4 separate regions of the Homo sapiens genome follow, and all the other regions are linked to region 3. The links are chromatin contacts, found by Hi-C or POLR2A ChIA-PET in ENCODE. All regions are on one chromosome and are shown on one strand. Each heading gives the region's core, a stretch centred on a gene start or an enhancer-like site at or near the end of the contact. The rest is flanking DNA. Distances are from core to core; before and after follow the strand shown. Region 1 holds the start of UBE2F (ubiquitin conjugating enzyme E2 F (putative)). Region 2 holds the start of SCLY (selenocysteine lyase). Region 3 holds the start of PDE6D (phosphodiesterase 6D). Region 4 holds the start of COPS8-DT (COPS8 divergent transcript).

Region 1 (6,067 bases), core at 3,012-5,511, 6.2 Mb after region 3:
ATTTCCATTGGCCAGAATGGGACCTCACATTCTAAGCTTGACCTGATTGGCTAACAGCTTGAAACTTTTCTAAATAGGTAAAGAGGAAAGAGGACAAAGGAAAGAGGAAGCTAGTCATGAGAGGGTCAGGAGGGTTTCCAAATAAGCTATGGCAGGCACTATGGTCCCGGGCTGCCTTAACCCTGTCCAGGCATGCCAGGTCAAGTCAGAGCAGCTGCACTGGAACATATATAGATATGCATAAAGCAAAGAAATGACAAGCTCTTTATGGTTTTAAGAAACTTTGAAGAACTTCTCTATTCCTCACAGCCATGTTGGACATGTAAACCAAAAATAAAATTCTAAGCCCCCTAATCGACAGAATGGACCCCTCCTCTTGAACAAGGGGATTCTGAAGAAACCTAAAAAATTAGTTCAGGCCATGATGGGAAGGAGGGGTCAGACATGCTGCATTATACCCTCCTCACTTTGGCATTCAAGCACAGCTCACCAGCATTAACATTAAAACAGAGATCATAAGACTGACAAAACAGGCTGTTTGTACTAATAAGATGCCAAATTCCAACTGACTCTAGTATAGCATCACATGACGGTGGGCCCTGAAAGAAAGAGAAATATTTCACCCCAAAATATATTTCTTTGAGTTTTTTTTTTTTTTTTTTTGTGACAGAGTCTTGCTCTGTCACCCAGGCTGGATTGCAATGGAGCAATCTTGGTTCACTGCAACCTCAGCCTCCCGGGTTCAAGTGATTCTCCTGCCTCAGCCTACTGAGTAGCTGAGATTACAGGCGCCTGCCACCACACCTGGCTAATTTTTGTATTTTAGTAGAGATGGGGTTTCACCATGTTGGTGAGGCTGGTCTCGAACTCCTGACCTCGTGATCCCAAAGTGCTGAGATTACAGGCATGAGCCACCGTGCCCAGCCTTCTTTGACATATTTTGAAATGGCCTTGCAAAGCTGTCTCTTGTGGGGAAAATCTACGTTCTGTAGATTTCCCTTTCCAGATCTTTTTCTGATCCAGGAGAGATTAACCAAGAGTCTGGCATCTTTTTAGGTCTGATAAGAAATACTTACCATCTATTTCTCTGAAGCCTGCTACCAGGAGGCTTCATCTACATAAGAACATTTGTCTATACAACACCTTATCTTATCCCAGACACTCCTTTCTATTCATTCCAGTTCGTTAGACAATAACTATTTCAACCAAATTGCCAATCAGAAAATCTTTGAATCTACCTATGATCCAGAAGCTCCTGCCTACCCTTCCCTGCTTCCAGTTATCCTGCCTTTCCAGACTGAACTAATGTACATGTATTGATTGGTGTCTGCCTGTAACTTCTGTCCCCCTGTTACCAAAAAGGGGTCCTGATCCAGACCCCAAGAGAGGGTTATTGGATCTCAAACAAGAAAGAATTCAAGAGGAATCCATTAGAGTAAAGTGAAGCAAGTATATTAGAGAAGTAAGGAAATAAAAGAATGGCTACTACGTAGGCAGAGCAGCCCCAAGGGCTGCTGGTTGGCCACTTTTATGGTCATTTCCTGATTATATGCTAAACAAGGGGTTGATTATTCGTGAGTTTTCCAGGAAAAGGCTGGGCAATTCCTGGAACTGAGGGGTCCTCCCATTTTTAGATCACATAGGATAACTTGCTGTCTTTGCCATGACATTTGTAAACTGTCATGGCACTGGTGAGAGTGTCTTTTAGCAACAGATACATTATAACTAGTGCGTAATGAACAGTGAGGATGAACAGAGAACACTTTCGTCGCTATCTTGGTTTTGGCCGGCTTCTTAATGGCATCCTTTTAACGGCAAGCTCTTTGTGACCTGTACCTGTGCCAACCTTCTATGTCATCCTGTGACTTAGAATGCCTAACCTCCTGGGAATGTAGCCCAGTAGGTCTTAGCCTCAAGATGGAGTTGCTCTGGTTCAAACGCCTCTGACACCCCTAAAATTTATAAAAATCGAGCTGTAATCCAACCACCTTGGCACATGTTCTCAGGACCTCTTGAGGCTGTGACTCAGGCCTTCGTCACTCATATTTGGCTCTGAATAAAATCTCTTCAAATATTTTACAGTTTGACCTTTTTTGCCAACAGACTACTTAACTTCTGTGTCAGTTTCCTCATCTATAAAATGGGGATAATACCTGTTTCATGGGGTTATTGTTTGGATTAATTGAGTTAATAAACTAGGAAGTCCTAAATAAGTCTTAGTGAAAGAATTAGGCAGCCTCATGAAATGGAGCTAGAAATGACTTCATTCATCCACAGCGGTGGAATTTGGGCCTACGTGGGCCAATGTGTGGTGCAATCCATTCTGCAGACAGTGACGCTTATGAGTAAGACAAGTGCTCACGCCATTCCGGCTGCACCTTCACACACTGCAATCTTCAAGCCCTTATCTCCTCTCACCAGGACTCATGCCGCCAGCGCATGCAATCTCTATCCAGCAGATGTGTTTTAATCACCTGCATGTTCCAGGATGGGAAAGGGGGTGGCAGGAGGTGACGCTGGAGGAAGAAGGAAGAGGAGGGCTGAGGAGCTGAGCTTAGTCAGGGAAACAGGCCATGACAATAAGGAAGAGGGAAGTGCAGGGCTCCAAGGAAGACACAGAGGGCACCTGCACTGCCCCACCCCACCCCCAGGCTTTGAGGCCTATCAGAAGTTGGTGTCTTAGCTTAGGAAAACTTGAGAGTTAGCCGGGCAAAAAAGGGAGAGACATGGTCCCAAACACAAGAAATAACACAAGTTGTGTTCTTTCTTTTTTCTTTTTTTTCTGGAAACAGTCTTGCTGTGTCACCCAGACTGGAGTGCAGTGTCAGCTCACTGCAACCTCCGCCTCCTGGGTTCAAGCAATTCTCCTGCCTCAGCGTTCCAAATAGCTGGGATTACAAGGGCGCACCACCACGCCCGGCTTTTTTGTATTTTTAGTAGAGATGGGGTTTTGCCATGTTGGCCAGGCTGGTCTTGAACTCCTGACCTCAGGTGATCTGTCTGCCTCGGCCTCCCAAAGTGCTGGGATTACAGGCCTGAGCCACTGCGCCCGGCTGAGTTGTGTTCTTGACCAGTTTTCCTGACTCCATTCCCACCGACTCACTTAGAGCCAAAGCCTTTATTATTATTATGGGGACAGGGTCTGCCCTGTCACCCAAGCTGGAGTGCAGTGGTGCGATCACGGCTCACTGCAGCCTCAACCTCCTGGGCTCAGGTGATCCTCCCATCCCAGCCTCCTGAGTAGCTGGGACTACAGGCGCGCGCCACCACGCGGCTAATTTTTTTTTTCTTTTTTTGTAGCGATGGGGTCTTGCCACCATCAGGAGGCTGGTCTTAAACTCTTGGGCTCATGGGATCCTCCCACTTTGGCCTCCCAAAGTGCTAGGATTACAGGCGTGAGCCACCGGGCCCGCCAGCCTCCTTTAGGAAGAAAACCTGATAGTCACTCCACTGTTAGAAACCTCTCAGTGGGGTTTTTCGAAATGAAAGTCTAACTCCTTGTCTCTTTCTGACCGTTTCCATGCTGAACCTCATCTTTCTAATGGCCCACTCCTCCAGGGGCCTGCCTGACGCCCAGGACGGCCCCTCGTCAATCACACAGGACGCTAATGGGCGCGGGATGAATCTGGGCGCCCAAAAGAGGACAAGTTGAAATGGATTTTTAAGGTACTTTAAACACATTTAAGAGAGAAAAGAAGGAATAAAAGGGACATGACAAGAACAGTGGGGCCTGTGGGCGCAGCACACGGTTTGGGGTTGGTCGTGGCTTGCGTGTCTGACCGCCCGGTCTCCCTCACCGCCTGCACTGCAGGCTGCGGGGGCCTGTCCAGTCCTTTGCACTCCAGGTGCGGCGCTGGACAGCGGGAGCTCCAGCCACGGAGGCCGCTCCTTCAGGGAAGGATAGCCCGGGCTCCTCCGTGCCCCTAAACCCTGCAGACCACGAAGTGAACCCGTGTTGGAACCAGGTGCAAAACCCCCAGCCCTCCGGCGCTCGGGCTCCAGAGCCAACTCGGAATCCCCGCCCCTAACGCTACTCGCCAATCAGCGGCGGTTGCGAAATCCGTGCCCGCCCCCTGGCCGCGCCCTCTGCCAATGAGCGAGGTCCGAGAGGCCCGTCGCCCAGCCCAGTCCCGATCGGCGCACGCCGCTGTTCGCGTGTCTGGTTCCAAATAAAGTTTTTCGCGACTTTGAATTTTTTTTTTAAAGCGCCCGCTGCTGTCTCGGCTGCCGCGGGCGAGAGCGGCCGAGTCCCCGCCCCGCCACTTCCGGTCCCGCCGCCGGGAGCCGGTGCGGCTGTGAGGGGCCGCGTCTCGCAGCAGCCGCCCGGACCGGGCATGGTGTTGGGCGCCGGGCCCGCCTCGCCTGTCTCGGGGAGCCCAGGTGAGGAGCGACCGTGCGGCTCTGCGGCGGGGCGAGGTGCGGCCGCCGGTGCACGGGCTGGCCTGCGGGCCGGGCGGAGGGCGCGGGCGGTGGCGGGGCCGCCTCGGGCCCGCCGGGTTCCTCACGCCGGGGGCCTGGCGGGCGCGGGCACCCGGACGCGAGGCCGAGCGGCGTGAATGGGAAGGGGCCGCGGGCCGCGGGCCGCGAGCCGGGGGTCGGAGGCGGCGTCGGCGGCCGGGGCGCTGGCCTCGCCCGGCAGTGAGTGACCGCGGCGGCGGCGGCGGGGGACGGCCCGCGCCGAGCACCTGGTGTGAACCAGGCCCTGGGCCGAGCGTGGCACAGACCTGGCCGCGCTCACGCCCCACTCGCGGGATCGGCTGCCTGCCTTGTACGGAGGAAGCGGGGCGTCCAGCGCCTGGCCAAGGTCACCGGCCCGACGTGGCCGCAGAAACCGGGACTGGACTCCCGATCGGGGCAGGAGTCGCGCTAGGCCGTGAGGAGCGGGGGAGGTGAGGGGAGTGACAACTCGCGCCCGGTCCTCGTACCTGCAGCGGGAAGAGTAAGTATGGACGCTTACCTACAACTGGGGGCGGCCAGGCTAGTTTGGAAAATTTTTACCACAGCAAAGGAGACGAGGAAGGAAGGGCATCTTGGAACAATTAGTGCAGCAGAGTCTTGGTTCCAGACCTAGTTCTGCTGGTGTGTCATCTTGGGTGTGGCCTTCCCCTCCCTGGGCTCAGTTTCCTCATCTGTCACAGGAGAGAATTGGGTCCCCCCACTCTGCATTCCCGACCGCCTGGAAGTGGGGGCAGGATGGGTTGGAATAGCCAGAGAAAGCTTCTTGGAGGAGGAGATGTTGGGATGTAGGTAGGAATCTTCCCCTTAAGGAAGGGGTAGGATTCGTTTGTGAAGGGAAGGAGGGCATTCTAGACCTGGGTATCAGACTGAATAGAAGCTTCTGGAAATGAACAGGGTGTTGTGAAGGAACAAAGAGGAAACTGGCCTGCCTGGTGCAGAGGAATCCTGGCTGAGGAGTGAGATGAAGGCAAGGGGGAGCATAGAGGTGGGAGAGAGAGAGAGATTGAGAGACAGAATCACACCAAGCTTAGTGCTGTGGGGCTTGAGGACCCCCCACCTGGACATACCTGCCTTTCAGGTAGTAGGCAGTGCAGGAAGGGGCAGGTTTACTGCTGAACGTAAAAGGGGCTGGGCTCCAAAGATGGTCGGTCAACCAGCGTACTCCTGTGCCGAGCAGGAGGTTCCTGGGCACTGGCATTCTGTAGAAGAGTGGGATGTGGACTTTGTTGTGCCCTGATCGGGGCCCCTTTGGCTGGGGAAGTTGAGTGTCCCCTAGTGACCCGCAGTCCCATCCTTTATGCTTGGATTGAGACGTCTCCATTCGGAAGGAATTGTAAATAAGTAGCCCCCTCACCTTGAGCTGACTGGCCCCTGGTGTCCCTGCACAAGTGACATGGCCTGGTTTTGCCATTGCTTGCAGGGATGCTGAGTAAATATCACTTGATGGCACTAGTAAGTTGCACACCAGATGCTCTTCTCCGGGCTGTCTGAAAGCAGGTCCCACCCAGAGGAGGAACCTAACTGGGCCAATTACAACTTGTGGAATTTAGAAACTGAGAATGCTGTTCAGAACAGCTGATCTGTTACCGAAATGCTGCCTTAGAGCGTA
Region 2 (5,422 bases), core at 1,476-3,975, 6.3 Mb after region 3:
CAGCCTTGGCCAGCCCAGAAAGGGGCTCCCACAGTGCAGCGGTGGGCTGAAGGGCTCCTCAAGTGCCACCAAAGTGGGAGCCCAGGCAGAGGAGGCGCCGAGAGCGAGCGAGGGCTGCCAGGGCTGCCAGCACGCTGTCACCTCTCACTATCTTCATGGAGATGCCATTCCTCAAATGTCTGGCCACTATGGGGCACTTGTGTTTGTATTAGAGACATCTTGGTAGGTCATCTGTTGCATGTGTGACCAGTATACTTGGAATGGTGGTAGCTGCTGCTGCGTGTTGTACCCTAAACTGTTTTCAGCTGGGCTACCTCAGCACCTGGGCTTCTGTATGTTTGTACTCAATTCTTTCGGGGTATCACCAGCCATGTTGGACACTATCTTGTCTGACTCCACCACTACACTCACTATGTTCACCTGGAAACACAAACCTTATTGCTGCCTAACTGGCCCAAGGAGTGCTTGGGATGAATCGTCACTTTGTCCATTGTCCTTGGGCTCCTATCCTTACAGCCTTCCAAACAGATTTAGAGAATGAATTCTCCCCATGCCTATCAACTTCCCTAGCCACCTTTACTCTTAACTTCATCCCCTATCGTCTCCTCCAGGACTTTGGCTCCTCTTCCTTGCACGTCCTGTTGGCTAACTCCCTTTAGCCTATGAACATGTTCAGTCTCTATTTGCTCTTAATCTTTTTTTTTTTTTTTTTTTTTGAGACGGAGTCTCACTCTGACTCCCAGGCTGGAGTGCAGTGGCATGGTTTCAGCTTCACTGTGTAACCTCCACCTCCCAGGTTCAAGTGATTCTCTTGCCTCAGCCTCCCCAGTAGCTGGGATTACAAGCATGCACCACCACAGTCGGCTACTTTTTGTATTTTTAGTAGAGACGGAGTTTTGCCATGTTGGCCAGGCTGGTCTCGAACCCTTGACCTTAGGTGATCCACCCACCTCAGCCTTTCAAAGTGCTAGGATTACAGGGGTGAAGCACCGCGCCCAGCTTGCCTGTAATCTTATACGCCTTTTTAATTCCTCCTTTCTCAACCGTTTTAAGAGTTGACTGCATTCTTCATTTTTTCATATCCCATCTTTGCATTCTAACTTCCATGCCTCTCCCATCACTGAGACTTCTCTCGCTAGTTTATCAGTGCCTCCTAATTGTTACGCACAGTAGACTTCGGATTGCCTCTCAGCCACACTTTACACTATTATGTGTCTTCTTGACTTTTTTGACATTCCTTCTCAATTCCCTTTCCTTTCCTCCTCTTTTGACTGTTCTCATGCTCCTGTGCATCCATTTGCTTCTTAAATGTTGGTGGGCCCTTTGCTATTGGCTGCATTTGGCAAGAAATGAGCTGCGTTTATAGGGAAGAATGAGAGAGAATGAGTCCAGAAATTTGCAGATTTGCTGTGCTGGAAAAGCCAAGTTATTCTGGACCCCAACAGGACACAAAATAGAGAAAGCCCATGAAAAGCCAATTAAAATTCAACCTCTTGGCAAAGCATGCTTGAAACCGAATTTTGGCTCCAGCCACTACTCGTGTGAACTTGGGCAAGATGCCTTTCTGTATCTTGGATTCCTCATACATAAATACCTACCAGACTGGGTTAATCATCAAGATTAAATTAGTGAACACACGAAAAATACCTAGAACACTGCCTGGCATAGTTCAAGGCTCAATTAAAGGTAGACACTATTATGCCAAAAAAACAAAAAACAACAAAAAAAGTGACGGTAGGATGGCTTCGTGAGGATTTTTGCTCATTTCTACCACTTTCTCAACTGACTTTTCTTAATGGTTGGCGGGACACCAACCATTGGTGGATGTTTACACTTGTGACTGTCTCACAGACAACTCAACATGTCCAAAGCTAAACCCATCATCTTTCCCCCTCCCGTCTTCCCTCTTACCCAGATAAAGGCACTAACATCTTCCCAGTCACTTGTCTAATCCTTGCTTCCTTCCTGTCCCTCATGCCCCAATTCCTATTTAACGGCCTAAACAGATCTTGAATTAATCTTTCCTGCGTTTCCACGCCCACTTAGAGTCCCTCATCTCTGGCCCTATTTTCTCAATGCCCTCCCATCCTCTACTCCAGATCCCCTCAAGTCCATCCTCGATGCGTGACTCTTAACTTCACGCCATCCAGGTCCCCTATGGAGCCGCTCCGACTAACGGACGCGCAGGTCCAGCGGACCTGCTCATCACTGTCCAGGGTGGCCTGCGGGAGACCCCCGGGGCCCTGGCCCTGCTGCCGCGGCCCCGGCACTTCCCCTCGAGGGTTCGCGGGGAACAAGGCCGCGCGGCCCCGGCTCTCCCGGAGTGCACGGTCCCGCGCTCATGCGGCTAGAGGGAGGCACCCGCAGGACTGCCCAGCCGCCTCTGCTCCTCAGGTCCAGCTCGGGCCCCGCCTGCTCTTACGCCGACTAACCGGCCGCGGCCCGATGGCGGCCCTGCCGCAGACAGCAAAGGTCACGGGGCTCCCCCGGAAGTGAAAGTGCGGGGATCCGCCGGCCCAGGAGACGCGGCTTCTAGCGCCCGGTTCCCGGGAAGCTCTGTGACGCGCTAAGCCCCGCCCCCACCCGTCACCTGACCCAGCGCAGCCTCGCCTCCCCGCTGGGGGCTCGGCGGCCCTCTGAAGCGGGTGGATTGGCTGGGGTGCTTCGCTCAGCCAATCCGGACGCGCCCGGGCGTCGCGGCCCCGCCTCCTCCCCGGCGCTCTGGGCCCGTAGCGCTCCGCGGGAAGGAGGCTGGATGCCCGGCAGCAGTGGGGCGGGGATGGAGGCGGCCGTGGCGCCGGGGAGGGATGCGCCGGCACCCGCGGCGAGTCAGCCCAGCGGCTGCGGGAAACACAACTCGCCGGAGAGGTGCGCGCCTTTAGGGCAGGGCTGGGGAGCGGCCGGCGCCTGTCGCCGATTGTCCCGCGCGGGAGGACGAAGGGGGCTCCCGGCCTGTGGCCGCTCTCGCGTGGGGCGTCCCGCGCGGGGATGTCCGCGAGGTCGGCCTAAGTCAGGGATGCGAGCTTCAAGGAGGAGCGGGTGCGAGCTGTGGCCCCGCAAGGGCCCACGGAGAGGTGACTTTGGGGCCGAAACCCGAGTGACTTCCAGGGGTGAGGTTTGCAGGTTCTGGGGAAGCAGAGCCTGCCAGGAAGAGGGCACAGCAGATGCGAAGGGCAGGGGACTTGCCGGAGGTGAACCGGCAGAGCCCCTGAGCCCGGGAAGAACTTTGGGGTTCATTCGGAGCCTTATGGGGCCTCGGAAGTTGATCACGGGGCGATGCAATTTAAGTGTTTTGAAGGAGTCCTTCTGGCTGCTTCCTAGAAAGTAGGGGCGCGGGTAGGCATGGGACGAGAGGAAGCCGGGAAGCCAGTTGGGGATCTTGTAACAACCTAGGAGAGAGATGTGGTGTGCGCCCAGAAACGGATGCGTTGGTAGGAAGCTGGTGCACTGGGGCAGGTGAAAGGGAATCAAGGGTTCTCCCAGACTGCTGGCCCAGCTGCAGGAAACGGGATGGCCACCGCTGAGAAGCGCGGAGACCCGAAGCACGTGGTATCCATACTAGTTAAGTCCGAGAAGAGCAGGAGGCAGGGGTATGCATTTTCTGGTTTGTGTGTCTTCTTTCCAGACCCCTCTTTTTCCTTTTTGTGAGCTCATTCGCTACCCATGCTTAGAATATGAGGGGGTCCAGGCCTAAAGCACACACATTTGGCATTCTACCTTGGTTGGAACAAAGTGAAGGGATCTGGGAAAATATCCCCTAGGGAATCAGTGGAGCGAGATTCCCAAGATTTTTTATTTTTTGGTTATGAAGCTAACAAAGTTGAGCCTGCTCATCCAATACTGATAGCATTTTAAGGAAGCAGCAAATAATGAAGCAAAGGAATGTGTAAAGTATTAATCTGAACAAAATAGATTTGTTCAGCCCAGCAGCAGATTGAAGAGCTACAGTCGCTCAACAAACACTAGCTAGCCTAAGGTACTTTGGATGCTTATTTATAGGAAAGAAAAACAGATATAAGGGCACATGCAAAGTCAAGCCGGGCTGGGGGATTCCTAGGACTATTAATACTAGTACCAGAGTGGTAAAGGATGGCGAGTCAAACTTGTCAAAGCCTTGTACCTATTGAGTGATTTTTTTTTTTTTTTTTAATTGAGATGGAGTCTCACTCTGTCACCCAGGCTGGAGTGCAGTGGTGCAGTCTTGGCTCACTGCAACATCCACTGCCCGGGTTCAAACGATTCTCCTGTCTCAGCCTCCCAAGTAGCTGGGATTACAGGCACGTGCCACCACGTCCAGCTAATTTTATTGTATTTTTAGTAGAGATGGGGTTTCGCCGTGTTGGCCAGGCTGACCTTGAACTCCTGACCTCAGGTGATCTGCCCGCCTTGGCCTCCCAAAGTGCCGGGATTACAGGCGTGAGCCACAGGGCACAGCCTGTTGAGTGATTTTGAACAGAAAAGATGCTTCATTTCAACTAATGCACATTCTGTCCACACTCAGTGGCTTAACAGCCACAGTTAGTCATTGTATCTGGGTTTTCATGTGGATTGGTGTAAGCACTGTTTATTTAAAAACTAGATAAATTAATATCAGGCAGGACTACTACTACACATTTTTCTAAAGGCTTTCGAAGGTTTTGGATATTAGTAAAAAGATATACAGATAAATTTTACTTAGTGAGGGATCTTTCAGGGAATTTGTACTTTCTGTGGCATTTATTTTGTCATCTTATAAAAATCAGGCCCCTGTTGTGTGGCAACCATGGGCTTCAACATTGGTGACAGGGCAGTGAGAAAAACAGAGCCCCCATGCCCATGGAGCCATACTTCTGTTACTCTATTAAGGTAGACAGTAAGGGAACAAGTCTGGTATGTCAGATGATGATGCTGCCCAGAAAGGAAGGCGGGAAGGGGACCTGGAGGCTGGGGAGGTAGGGACATAGGTGGCTGCAGTTTTGTGGGTTTGTTTTTTTTGTTGTTGTTTTTTTTTTTTTTGAGACGGACTCTCACTCTGTTGCCCAGGCTAGAGTGCAGTGATATGATCTCGGCTCACAGCAACCTCTGCCTCCTGGGTTCAAGCAATTCTTCTGCCCCAGCCTCCCTAGTAGGGCTAATGTTTGCATTTTTAGTAGAGATGGAGTTTCACCATGTTGGCCAGGCTGGTCTCAAACTCCTAACCTCAAGTGATCCACCTGCCTTGACCTCCCAAAGTGCTGGGATTATAGGCGTGAGCCACCGCGCCCAGCCAGCTGTAGTTTTAAGCAGAGCTGCAGGGCAGGGGGTCTCACAAGAGGACTAAGTTGGAACAAAGACCTAAAAAAGTAAGGTGGGGGCAGGGCATGTAGTCTTTCTGGGCAAAGAAACTGAAAGTGCAAGGTCTGGGGCCAAAGTTCACCTGCCCCAGGGAGAAGCCCAGGTCACT
Region 3 (6,068 bases), core at 784-3,283:
AATCGGTTGATTCGCTTTTCCTTCCAGTGGGCTGACACAGATTCTGCTTTCTGAAACTCTTTTCCGTATTTGTCTCTTATCCTCTTTCTCAACAGGTTCAAGAGCTAAGACTGAAGGTGAGAAGCTCAAACTTTTCTGCTTTGTTCAAAAGCCATTAAAAAGGCCTTTCTTCTTTTCAGCAATACGGTATTTCCAATCAGATGAAAACGTTGCTTCTGAAATCTCTCAATTCTCCAGTTTCCGGTTTACTGTCTACAAAGCATGTTAAGTAGCAATATTATTACATTGTTAGATGTTAATAGTATAAATTATTTGAGGGAAAAATAAAATCCATGTCATAGCTTTTCCAGCACTTCAGTCATCCCTATATACCTATTTGATCCATTATGGAGAGAAACACAGAAAGGCACATGGAGCTATAAAAGAGGCTGCTACTAAACCAAAACATGAAAGTACTGAAAGTTTATCACAGATGGTAGTATGCAAAGGTGATACAGCCTTTAGTTTTTTTAAAAAGCATAGATCAATTTCCATTCGAAAAATCTCACTTGTACATCCAAAACTTCCTTTTTGCACTGTGGTCTAAAATGTATTACCAACTTGGTTTCTGATTATAGCAAAGCAATTAAATTTGCAAGCGTGACATGGACATTGTGAAAACGCAACAGAATACCAAGAAAACAGTGCTTTACTAAACCTCCAAGGGAGGAGCCCTGAAGTGGTGACTACCTTTTCACTGAGGGAGCAATTTAAGAACGTTCGTACTATAGATTACAGATAGGATGCATGAAGAGATTAAAGTTGGCAGGAGAATGGAAAATTTGAATATCCAAGTTTGCATTTTTTCATCTGCATCATATGGTGACAGACTAACACACTCCACGAAAACACAAAGCTTCCTTACGGAGAGGATGCAAAAGGGGCACCACAACAGGCCCGAGGCAATGATTTCTCTACCCCACTCTATCCTACCGTGGCCCCAGCGACATCACACCATTGCTGGACAGCTCCACCACAGCTAGGCATAACCGCACCGACAGGAGCGAGCAAAGACACCTCGGCTAGGAGTCCCAGCGCGAGGCACCCCACACCTAAGCCTATGGTCCTCATCTTGCTGGAAAGAAAACTGAGGCGCTGAGGGGGAAGCAGTGACCAATGCCTGAGAAGGCCAAGAGTGTTAAGACGAGGTCGATCTTGGACTTCTCTTTCCCCACCTCCCCCAACTACTCCAGTCCTGGAAGAAGCCACAAGTTTGGAAGAGAAGTTGTGGAAACCAGACGGGGGTGGGGTGCGGTGCGGTGCGGTGGGGGACCTGAGAGAGTTTTAAAAGCACTGGTATTTGTCCCACACAAGGTCGCCCGCTCCAAGTCACTGTTCCCCGCTCCCCGGGTAGGCTTATAGCCAAAGAGGCTTCTAGGCTTCGAGATCAGCCCACCGCGCCCCCTCAGCCCTTCTCCGCGGGCCGCAGCCCCATCCCGGCCTCTGGGTCCCGGCCGGGGATCGGAACCCAGCCGGCTTCTCCGACAGCGTTTCCGACGCCCGGCACCTCTCGCAGCCCCGTCCCCCAGGCTCCCCCGTCTCCACCCGCCACCCCCCGGCGCTCCCGTCAACGTCCCCTTCCTCCCTCAGGACGCCCCTTGGGGCGCCTCTCGCGCCGGGTCCCGCCGGGTGCTCGGCACGCTGTTCCTTTCCTCTCCCCTCCCGCGGCCCTTCTTCTGTGGGGCCCACCTGGCGCGGCCCCCGCCCCCGGCCAGTCTCCTCAGTGAGCGGCCGCCTCCCAAGTCCTCCCGGCCCCGCCCCGCTCCCGGACGGATACAGTTTGAAGCCCCTCAGGATCTCCCTGGCCCGCTCGTCCTTGGCTGACATGATGCGGCGGTCGCCGCCCGCGGCTTTCTCACTCTGGTCGGCGGAGCCTCGCAGACGGTGCCCAGGAGCCGAGGATGGAGCCGCAGCCCGGCTTGGAGACCTCGGGCTAGCAGCCGCAGCGGCCAGACCAGGACCGGCCTCTCTCTCCCCTCAGCTCCCGCTTCTGATCCCTTCTCCTTCCCCCTAGCCTCGCAGTGCCCTCCTGGAACCAATGGAAAGCCAGCCTTGGCGATTGGCATCTCAACCAGCCAGTAGGAGCGCGCAGCGGCTTCGCAGGGGGACTGTTAACGTCAATGGGAAGGGCCCTCCCCGGGAAGTCCCATAGGACACAATATTCATCTGGTGTTGTTGCCTAGAGTTTGTCCCAGCGGAGGGTTGGCTTCGGATCTGCAGAGGCTTTAGGGACCTGCTCCAGCCACTGAGCACACTAGCCGTCTGAGACGGCAGCTGAGTTGCACTGTGCGACGCGACAGAGACTACATTTCCCAGCATTCCAGCGGCGCACTCGGGGGACCACAGATCCCAGCGCACCACAAAGAGGCCCGGGGACTACAAATCCCAGCATCCCCTGCACTCGGTTCCTCTGTAACTTAGACTCCAGTGTGCCGCGCAGTGTGCGCAAATTCACAAACCCGCCCGCTGAGTTGGTCGTTTCGGAATCCCGAGACTTGAAACCCAACGGGAAGACCCTTCTCACCCTCAAAAGAAGATGACAGCCCGCAGAGAGTTAACTTCTGTTTACATGGAACTCAGACATCTGCAAATCATGGTAAGGCTGCAAACAACAAACAAAAACACTGATTAAACCGTGAAAGAGAACAAAATGACTTCTTCAAATCGTGCTTGTTTGTTGGTCTGAGGCGCCTTTTACATGTATTTCAGGGTTTTTTGCTGTATTCCTGGTTTGCACCGGGAGAGCTATGGATTGTATACTCAGAATATCAAAACATAAAGGGACTTTGCTAATCTATCCCCTGTTGTTACGTATGAGGAAATTGAGGCCCAGAGAGGCGAAGGGATTGGCCACAGATCACAGCAAGTTCGGGCAGAGTTAGAATTCAGCCCTAAGTCGGCTGACTTGCAGTCTGGACTCTTTGCACCACACTAAGGAGGTGATATTTTTAGCAGCATGGCAATGTGAATTATTCTCCTTGAACGGTTTTCCTATCCACTGTTGAAACACCCAGAATTAGGTAGCATTTATTTGGTGGATTTCTTGCGAGTGAGGGAGTGTGATATTTATTTATTTTCAGCCTAGGTAGGATTTGGTGTTTTGTTTTTTGCCACTCAAGGTGACATTTAATGTGATTTCAGGAAGTAGGTAAAATTACAGTGTGAGCCACGGTTTCCTTGGAAACCTCCTCTGTCCTTCTCTTGGCCTTCCTTCCTCTGCCTGTCCCCACTTTCACCCATCTGGGAACTCACCCAATTTTTTCTTCCATGTAATTCAACAAATATCTTTTCAGCCTGTTATTTGTCAGGCACTGAGTGGGTAAAAGGTGAAGGACATGGTCACTGCCACCAGGAAGATGAACATATATTTAGGGAAATAAGGAGACTCCACTGAGATTCAAGATGGAGTGTGATAAAATGGCATAAAGAAATGACATCAGAATGCTAAGGAGGCCCTGATGAAAAGGTTCATTGCAGCTGGCAAAACTTTAATGGACAAGGTGGCATTTGAACTTGAATTTTTTTTCCATGTTAAAAAAGTTTTTTTTTTGTTAATGAGGTGTAACATACAGTATGGGAACAATTTTCACATAGGTATACACCCCTGTCGCCACTACCCAAATCAAGATATAGAACATTTCTAGCACACTTAGTGCTCCCTCCCAATCAGTATTACATCCTTACATATTGAGATAATCACTCTTCTGACTGTATCACCATAGATCAGTTTTCTCTGTTCTTGAATTCCAGTTAAATATAATAATACAGTATGTACAGTATGTGTCTGGCTTTTTTACTTTATCAGTATTTTTGTGAAATTCATCCATGTTGTGTGTAGCCTTTTAATTGCTGAATAGTATTCTGTTGTATGTTTATACCACAATTTATCTTTTCCACTGTTGGCGGGCATTTGGGTTGTTATTTTTTGGACTATTATTAGCAAAGCCGTAGTGAGCATTCTTACATGTTTCTTTTTGTAGACACTTGCACACATTTCTAGGAGAGGAATTGCTAGTGTGTAGGGAGGGTATGCACATGATCAGTGATAGTAGACATTGCCAGTTTTTCAAAATGATTGTACCAATTTACGCCTTTGCCAGCAATATGAGAGAGTTCTAGGTGCCTCTTATCCTTGTCAACACAAGAGTTTTGTTGTCAGTCTTCTTAATTGTAGCCGTTCTGGCTGAATGTGGTATCTCATTAAGGTATTTATTTGCATTTTTCCTGATGTTGAGCACCTTTCAATGTGCTTGTTGGCTAGTTGAACGTCCTCTTTCGTGAAGTGCCTGTTCTTTTCCCAACTTTTAAAAATTGGGCTGTCTTCTTATTGATTTGTAGTTCTTTACAGTCTGGATATGGAGTTCTTTGATATATGCTTTGCAGATATCTTTTCCAAGGCATGGCTTGTCTTTTCACTCTCTTACTGGTGTCTTTTGAAACAAATTATATTTTTGAGGGATGGGGTCTCTGCTGTGTTGCCCAGGCTGGAATGCAGTGGCTATTCACAGGCACCAGCATTGCCCACTGCAACCTCGAACTCCTGGGATCAAGTGATCCTCCTGCCTCTGCCTCGCAAGTAGCTATAGTAAGACTATAGGTGTACTCCACTGCATCTGACAAGCAGAAATTCTTAATTTTAACACAGTGCAATAGTTCCGTGCTTTTTATTATGGTTAGTGTTTTTTGCATTGGATTTCAGAAATCTTTGCTTTTAGAGTTGGCAGGTTTTTTACAGGCTGATAGAAGAGCATTCCAAAAAAGAGCAAGCTTGAGCATAGGTGTGGTGTCTGAGAGGGAGGGTGTAAGTTGTGCCGGGCATGGGAGTTTGGACTGAGAAGGGGGAGGGGGTGGGGTGCGACAAAGCTGGAGTTAGGAGGGAGGCACACTTTGAAGGGCTTTCAGTGCAGCCACTGCCTGGGCGTGGTGGCTCACGCCTGTAATCTCAGCACTCTGGGAGCCAAGGTGGGAGGATCACTTGAGATCAGGGAAGACCAGCTTGAGCAACATAGTGAGACCCCATCTTTAAAAAAAAAAAAAGGAATAAATTTGCCGGGTGTGGTGGCACGCACCTCTAGTCCTAGCTACTTGGGAGGTGGAGGTGGTAGGATCCCTTGAGCCCAGAAGTTCAAGGCTGAGGTGAGCTATGATAGTGCCACTGCACTCCAGCCGCGGTGACAGAGTAAGACTCTGTCTCTTAAGGGAAAAAAAAACCAAAATACTAAATCCAAATTGCAGCCATGGAGTCTGGACATTGTTCTAGAGGAAGTAGAGGCATTGCTGGAATTTCTATGAAGTCACACTAAACTCACTTGTCTTCCTCTCACTCTCATATTTGTCCCTCCTCTTCCATAGCCCTGTTCACTTAACACTAGCTCTAGACAGCTCTGGCCTCCCAGCGCAGAATCCTGGGTGTTATGCTCCCTCCCTCTCCTTATATTCAACTGGTCACCAAGTCTTATAGATTCTATAGTCTAAATGTCTCCAACAGTGTCCCTTCTTTTTCATCCCCAATTGCCACTACCTTTGTTTTTGTTTGTATTTTTGAGATGCAGTCTCAGTCTGTTGCCCAGGCTGGAATGCAGTGGCGCAATTTCGGCTCACTGCAACCTCCACCTCCTGGGTTCAAGCGATTCTCATGCCTCAGCCTCCAGAGTAGCTGAGATTAGTAGTGCATCACCATGCCCAGCTAATTTTTGTATTTTTAGTAGAGACAGAGTTTTGCCATGTGGCCCAGGCCGGTCTCGAACTCCTGACCTCAGGTGATCTGCCCACCTTGGCCTCCCAAAGTGCTGGGATTACAGGCGTGAGCCACCGCGCCCGGCAACACAATCTCTTATCTAGAATAAATCGGTCACCTCACCGGAGGTTTTCCCTGCCTCCAATTCTCTCCACATCCAATCCACTCCTATAGCACCTAGCATGATCACTCTAACAAGGCAATTATTCATACCTCTCCTTAGCTTAAAAAGCCTAAGTAATTCCCCAGTACCTGGCATGTGGATTCCAAGACCTTTGATGACCTGACTCCA
Region 4 (5,438 bases), core at 2,939-5,438, 5.3 Mb after region 3:
GGGTATTTCTTTACAGCAGTGTGAAAACAGATGAATACACTGAGTATTCCATATGTTTCCTGCTACAATCCAGACCGACACAATGGGAGTGTTGTGGGCACAGAGGTGACCCGGGCTCATCATCCGTTCTCCTCTCCCACTCTTTCTCCCACACTGGCCGACTCATCCACATCCCAGAGCTTCAAGAGCAGGTTCATGGGCCAAAGAGCCCCAGGAAGGGAGATGGGCCACTTGATGAATGCTTGCTGTGGTTTCTTCACGACATGAATCAGACAGATCATGTGGTCCTAGACCCAGCCATGGAAACTGTGATCCCGAAGCAAATGGGCAACCAGTGTGAAACTGGCGGGAGCACACCTGAGGCCCTTGTGACATCACTTCTTCAGGGACCTTATTCATAATAAATGACTCTATAGTTCCCAGGAGCAAATGGAGAAGAAGACTTTGAAAGGGCAGAAAATAGGACCAAAAAACGTCAAATTTCAGAGTTTTGAATTAGCCATTGTGCTAGTCCATTTTTGCGTTACTATAAAGAAATACTTGAGACTGGGTAATTTATGGAGAAAACAGGTCTATTTTGGCTCATGATTCTGTTGGCTGTACAGGAGGCATAGTGCCGGCTTCTGCTTCTGGGAAACCTCAGTAAATTTCCAATTATGGTAGAAGGTGAAGGGGGAGCAGGCATGCCACATGGCAAGACAGGGAACAAGACAGAGGGAGGAGATATCGTGCTCTTTTAAACAACCAGATATCACGTGAACTGCTAGAGTGAAAACTCACTCATCACCAAGTGGATGGCATTAAGCCATTCGTGAAAGATCCATCTCCATGATCCAATCACCTCCCATGAGGTCCTCCTCCAACACTGGGGATCACATTTCAACACGAGATTTGGAGGGGACAAACATCCAAACTGCATCAGCCATCCTAGTACAATTTCCAACCTCCTCAATCACTGTGCTTCTCCCAGAGAAGAGTTATGGGACAAGGGCCAGTTTGCACAAGGAGAAGACCAGGTGTGGTAATGGGTCTGAGACCCCCATCCTATAGCCTCCGGAGTGCATGATTCCCTTCAGCACGCTGACCCCATCCCTCGTTGCAAGAGCAGAGAGAAACGCAGTCCTTCCCACTCCAAAGCCAGCATCTCCAGGAACAGAGGGTCCTTGTGGGTGCCTCTCATTGACTTTCTTGCTTCTTCCCAGTCTCGATCCCTCTTCTGAGTCGCACCTCCGGAGATGACAGCCTTTTACACCACACTGCTCTTTCCTGTCCCCCTTCACTTCTCTCATTTACTATCAAAAGTCTGGGGGGAAAGGTGGCTCCAGCACAGTACAGTGACAACTTAAAACTGAATGTCAACCATCACAGCCCTGAAGACGCTTCAGTGCTTCACTGCCACTTGGAGTTCCCAGTGTCCAGGCCAGGGTCTCACCTTAGACCCCAACTGCTCCCAGAGACTCCTCTCTGCCCCCCAAGGACTCTCCTCCTACCCTCTCTGGCATCCAGGCTCCAACTCCCAAATTCCTGTACTGGCCTTCCAAAGAACAGCTTAGTCCTTTAAGTGACACCCCATCTCCACCTCTAACCTGTGATATGTATCAAAAGCCTCACCGGGATTTCCTATTCAGCAAACAGCCACCTTTGTAGGTTTCCACCTCTTAGAGGCCCAAAGCACCTGCCAAAGCGTTCACATTATAGTTTTCCCTTTAAATGATCAAATAGCCAAGCAGGGCTTCTATTGAATATTTCTTTGCCCGAAAAGGGTTAGAGACCATTATTACAAGCTTCAAAATCCTGCTCCTCATAGTTCTGTCAAGTGATCTTAGAATCATACTGCCCTCAGTCCTTCTCTTCCTTGCAGCCGTGGATGAAACTCTGTTGCTTTATTACTCCAAGATCTCTCTAGTTCTGCTAACTACTTATGTGCCCTTCTATTTAATGTTGGCAGTTCCTTGAGGAACACACAAGTGTTTTTTTTTTTCTTTACATTTCATTCAGGGAATTACTAAACAATCATTTCCACACAGAGATGTTGTGGATTACGCCAAAAAAAAAAAAAAAATCAAGGATGGCTGTCTCTGTCTTGAAATGCTTAATAATTTTATCTGTAAACTTGTGGTTTGTAAGTGAGGTCCATTAAGACAATGGAGCATGAGCCAGGGAAACGGGCCTCTACGTGTGGCCACTGATGTTCCATACAGCATTCATAATGCACCATGCACACTGAATTCCCTGTGGACCCCTGATGTTGCGAGGCCAGCAAGACTCAAAGTGAGCACAAGGTACTCGTGCTGTATCTACAACTGAGGGAGCTGGGTGCTGACACCCCAAAAGGCCGCACTTTTCCCCTTAAGAGAGTAAACTTGTTTCGAAGGCAGAAAGAAGGCAATGGTGTCTTAAGAAGCATGAAGAAACCATATTGTATGAGTCATGGTTCTCTAGAGGGACAGAACTAATAGGATATATATATTTATATATATATATATAGAGAGAGAGAGAGGAGTTTATTAAGTATTAACTCACATGATCACAAGTCCCACAATGGGCAGTCTTCAAGCTGAGGAACAAGGAGAGCCAGTCCAAGTCCCAAACTGAAGAACTTGGAGTCTGATGTTCGAGGGCAGGAAGCATCCAGCGTGGGAGAAAGATGTAGGCTGGCAGGCTAGGCCAGTCTCTCTTTTCGCATTTTTCTGTCTGCTTTACATTTCTAGCTGCACTGGCATCTGATTAGATGGTGTCCATCTAGATTAACAGTGGGTCGAACTTTCCCAGCCCACTGACTCAAATGTTAATCTCCTTTGGCAACACCCTCACAGACACACCCAGGATCAATACTTTGCATCCTTCAATCCAATCAAGTTGACAGTCAGTATTAACCATCACTCATATCATATATTTTCTTATTCATGCACTTCTTTATATTAGACACCTGATCATGCCAAAAGGCCAGTCCATAGTTCTTTTGCTTTTCAGTCCTTCCTTACGCATCGGTGAGTCCCAGGTCGAGAGTAGAGGTAGAATTCGTGCACGTAAAGTGCGATGAAAACGGGCAAGTTCACTTTGTGCAGCATCTGTTTTTACCAGCGTGGTTCTGGTAAAAACAAAATCTATATGCATGTATAAGCTATGAAGTACAAATTGCATAATTTCTGTGATTCCACATATGAGATCAGTGCACTTATATTAGTATTTAAAACTGGCATTGCACAACGTAAAGATGGATGGTGAACTTCATGCTAACAATTTAAATCTAAATTTTTCTTGGAATGATATTAAATAACACATAAAAACACTATGAAAAGAGAGAAACTGAGAGGAAAGAGAAAGTTTTATATTTTATGACCTCAGAGGCACTTTCTTTCTGTTTTTTGAACAAGGAAGCTCCGCACTTTTCTCTGAGCTCCACAAATTATGCAGCCAGCCTTGCAGCAGGCAACACATCAAAGCCTCTTTCCTGGGGGTCTAGTGAGGGATGTAAAACACAAATATGTTAATAATATACAATATAATGTCACTAACAGTAAGTGCTGTGCTAAACAAAAGCCAGGATGGCTACAGCAAGCCGGAGGGGAGCTGAGAATTAGATGTAAATTCTGAGGGATGGGAAGGGCCCTAGATTTTAGGGCGTTGTGCAGAAGAGTAACCAGATCTGCTCTACGTTTCAGGAAAGGAAAAAAAAATTCCCTCTGGCTGCGGTTCCGAGAATAGCCTGGAAGGAGGCAGGGGTCCCGGCTGGAGAAGCGTGGCTCCGGGGTGGGGCGTGCAGGGCTAGCCCGGGCGGGGGACGCTGCCCAACAAGCAGGTTTGCGGAGACTCACACCTTAGATTCTGAGTTTTTAAGCTTGTTTCCTCAGAGCAGGGAACTCACGAACGTTTCGTGAGCACCTACGGTATGCAGGGTACGGTGCGGAGCCCTAGCGTCACTGACGACCGGGACAGCCGAGCAGCTGCAGGATCCGTCGTGTTCCCCAGCAATTTTAATATTTAAAAATTCGTTACTGTTGCTGTTACTTGTTTTCTATGTATTGGATGTCTTCGTGAAGAACCCTCAAAAGTGCAACGAACTCCTCCCTGCCAGAGGGCGGCCGCGCGCTCTGAGTACAGCTTCCCGCGGAGCCGGCCAGGTCCTCCAGGGCACCGAGAAAGCCGGCCAGAACGGCGGCGCCCTATCCCGGCCGCAGCGATGTCTGACGGCGCCCCGGAACTGACGGTCTGGTACGCAGGGGCGCTCGGCGGCAACGGCGGCTTTAAACGTCATCGCGGGCGCGACGCCTGAGGGACAGTCTGGGGTTTGGCTGTCCGGACGGTGCAGCGGCGAGGCCGGCCGCGAAGATGCCAGTGGCGGTGATGGCGGAAAGCGCCTTTAGTTTCAAAAAGTTGCTGGATCAGTGCGAGAACCAGGAGCTCGAGGTAACCCTTTGCGTCGCGCTGGGAGAAACTGCGGAGTAGTCTTAGGCCCTGGGGCGGCACCAGTTTCCAGGGTAACGGGGTCTGAGGCTAGCGGGCTTTGGGAGCTCACGGGGCGGGCGTGGGAGGTGGACGTGTGGATCCCTGACCGCCGCAACCTGCTCCGACCGGGCCCGGTCTCCCCGAACTCGCCGGGACCTTTTTGTTATGTGTCTTCAGCTTGTGAGCCCGAAAACCCTGTGCGTCTTTGCTCCAGCACCTACCGATGAGCTCATATTAATTAGGCATCTTTCCTTCCCAGTATCGGGTTGGGAGAGGGTAGTAAAGTGGGTTTTATTAAAGATCTTGGTATACACACACACACTAACACACACACCGCAACTCACACGCACACCAAGAAAAATGTGACCATTGTAACCTTTTTTTAACTCACAAAGCCTTTCTCGTAATGTTGTCAAGTTAGCTTGCCATTTTGTCTTCAGTAAGACAGATGAAAGTTATGCAGCTGTTAAAGTTAATGTTTTTCTTAGACACTTAAAAAGGGTTTATATCATTAGTTTTAAAATTAAATAAAGGAGACAACATCCAGAAGCAGCAGCTCACTAATAGATAATAGATACTTTCCAGTTGAGTTAAAATGGAAAGAATTGTCTTTGCAACGCAGCTGTGGTGATTTTCTGTCTCTTATTCAGGACGCTTGATGTAATGGGCAGAATCAGAATGCTTCAGGAATCTGTCGAATTTGTTTCTTATAATAGTAAGATCATTTAAATGGGAATTTGAGAACTGGGGAAGGGGATCCACTTACATATTCTTGAATGTATAAAGAAACTGAAGCCCAAAGGGAGATAAATCAAAGCTGATGACGAATATAAACTTAATACTCAGAATTTTCGTGTTTGATACTTCTCTAAGCTGTTTCTAAATCTATAATAGGACTATAAGATTACTTATAGTCTTAGACTAAAAAGGCTTACTTTTAAAATTAGCATTTATAAAATATTATTTTAAAAATGAAAGTTAAAGGGTAA

Evidence for each region. Hi-C counts contacts between places; a loop is a spot of excess contacts on that map. ChIA-PET counts read pairs that join two places held with the same protein, here RNA polymerase II (POLR2A). Pooled maps may share reads with other maps.
Region 1: a map of CD4-positive, alpha-beta T cell shows a loop between it and region 3 (7-fold over the local background). The contact joins the promoter of UBE2F here to the promoter of PDE6D in region 3. A Hi-C loop is called at or near these places in 2 of 168 maps with a recorded cell type or tissue (CD4-positive, alpha-beta T cell and CD8-positive, alpha-beta T cell) and 6 of 50 pooled maps.
Region 2: a map of naive thymus-derived CD4-positive, alpha-beta T cell shows a loop between it and region 3 (8-fold over the local background). The contact joins the promoter of SCLY here to the promoter of PDE6D in region 3. A Hi-C loop is called at or near these places in 1 of 168 maps with a recorded cell type or tissue (naive thymus-derived CD4-positive, alpha-beta T cell) and 7 of 50 pooled maps. POLR2A ChIA-PET finds 5 or more read pairs at or near these places in 1 of 52 experiments (OCI-LY7).
Region 4: a loop to region 3 is called in a map of CD4-positive, alpha-beta T cell, with 9 times the contacts of the local background. The contact joins the promoter of COPS8-DT here to the promoter of PDE6D in region 3. A Hi-C loop is called at or near these places in 2 of 168 maps with a recorded cell type or tissue (CD4-positive, alpha-beta T cell and naive thymus-derived CD4-positive, alpha-beta T cell) and 8 of 50 pooled maps. POLR2A ChIA-PET finds 5 or more read pairs at or near these places in 1 of 52 experiments (activated CD4-positive, alpha-beta T cell).

What each region holds. Positions count from the first base shown.
Region 1 is chr2:237,962,753-237,968,819 of GRCh38, forward strand. It overlaps UBE2F (ubiquitin conjugating enzyme E2 F (putative)), which reads left to right and starts at 4,262. Exons shown (of 10, transcript NM_080678.3): 1 at 4,262-4,380. UBE2F-SCLY (UBE2F-SCLY readthrough (NMD candidate)) reads left to right here and starts at 4,193. Exons shown (of 19, transcript NR_037904.1): 1 at 4,193-4,380. RefSeq lists cis regulatory regions at 1,396-1,799, 2,126-2,789 and a silencer at 4,306-4,485.
Region 2 is chr2:238,058,276-238,063,697 of GRCh38, forward strand. It overlaps SCLY (selenocysteine lyase), which reads left to right and starts at 2,726. Exons shown (of 12, transcript NM_016510.7): 1 at 2,726-2,868. The coding sequence starts at 2,780. All of the region lies in intron 8 of UBE2F-SCLY (UBE2F-SCLY readthrough (NMD candidate)), which reads left to right. RefSeq lists silencers at 2,136-2,345, 2,486-2,935.
Region 3 is chr2:231,779,249-231,785,316 of GRCh38, forward strand. It overlaps PDE6D (phosphodiesterase 6D), which reads right to left and starts at 2,034. Exons shown (of 5, transcript NM_002601.4): 1 at 1,817-2,034. The coding sequence starts at 1,866. It also overlaps a transcript of COPS7B not described here. RefSeq lists enhancers at 1,201-1,280, 1,831-2,060 and silencers at 1,224-1,447, 1,571-1,620.
Region 4 is chr2:237,081,633-237,087,070 of GRCh38, forward strand. It overlaps COPS8-DT (COPS8 divergent transcript), which reads right to left and starts at 4,189. Exons shown (of 3, transcript NR_187934.1): 1 at 2,524-4,189. It overlaps COPS8 (COP9 signalosome subunit 8), which reads left to right and starts at 4,257. Exons shown (of 8, transcript NM_006710.5): 1 at 4,257-4,410. The coding sequence starts at 4,333. RefSeq lists enhancers at 3,303-4,197, 3,838-4,387, 4,198-5,092.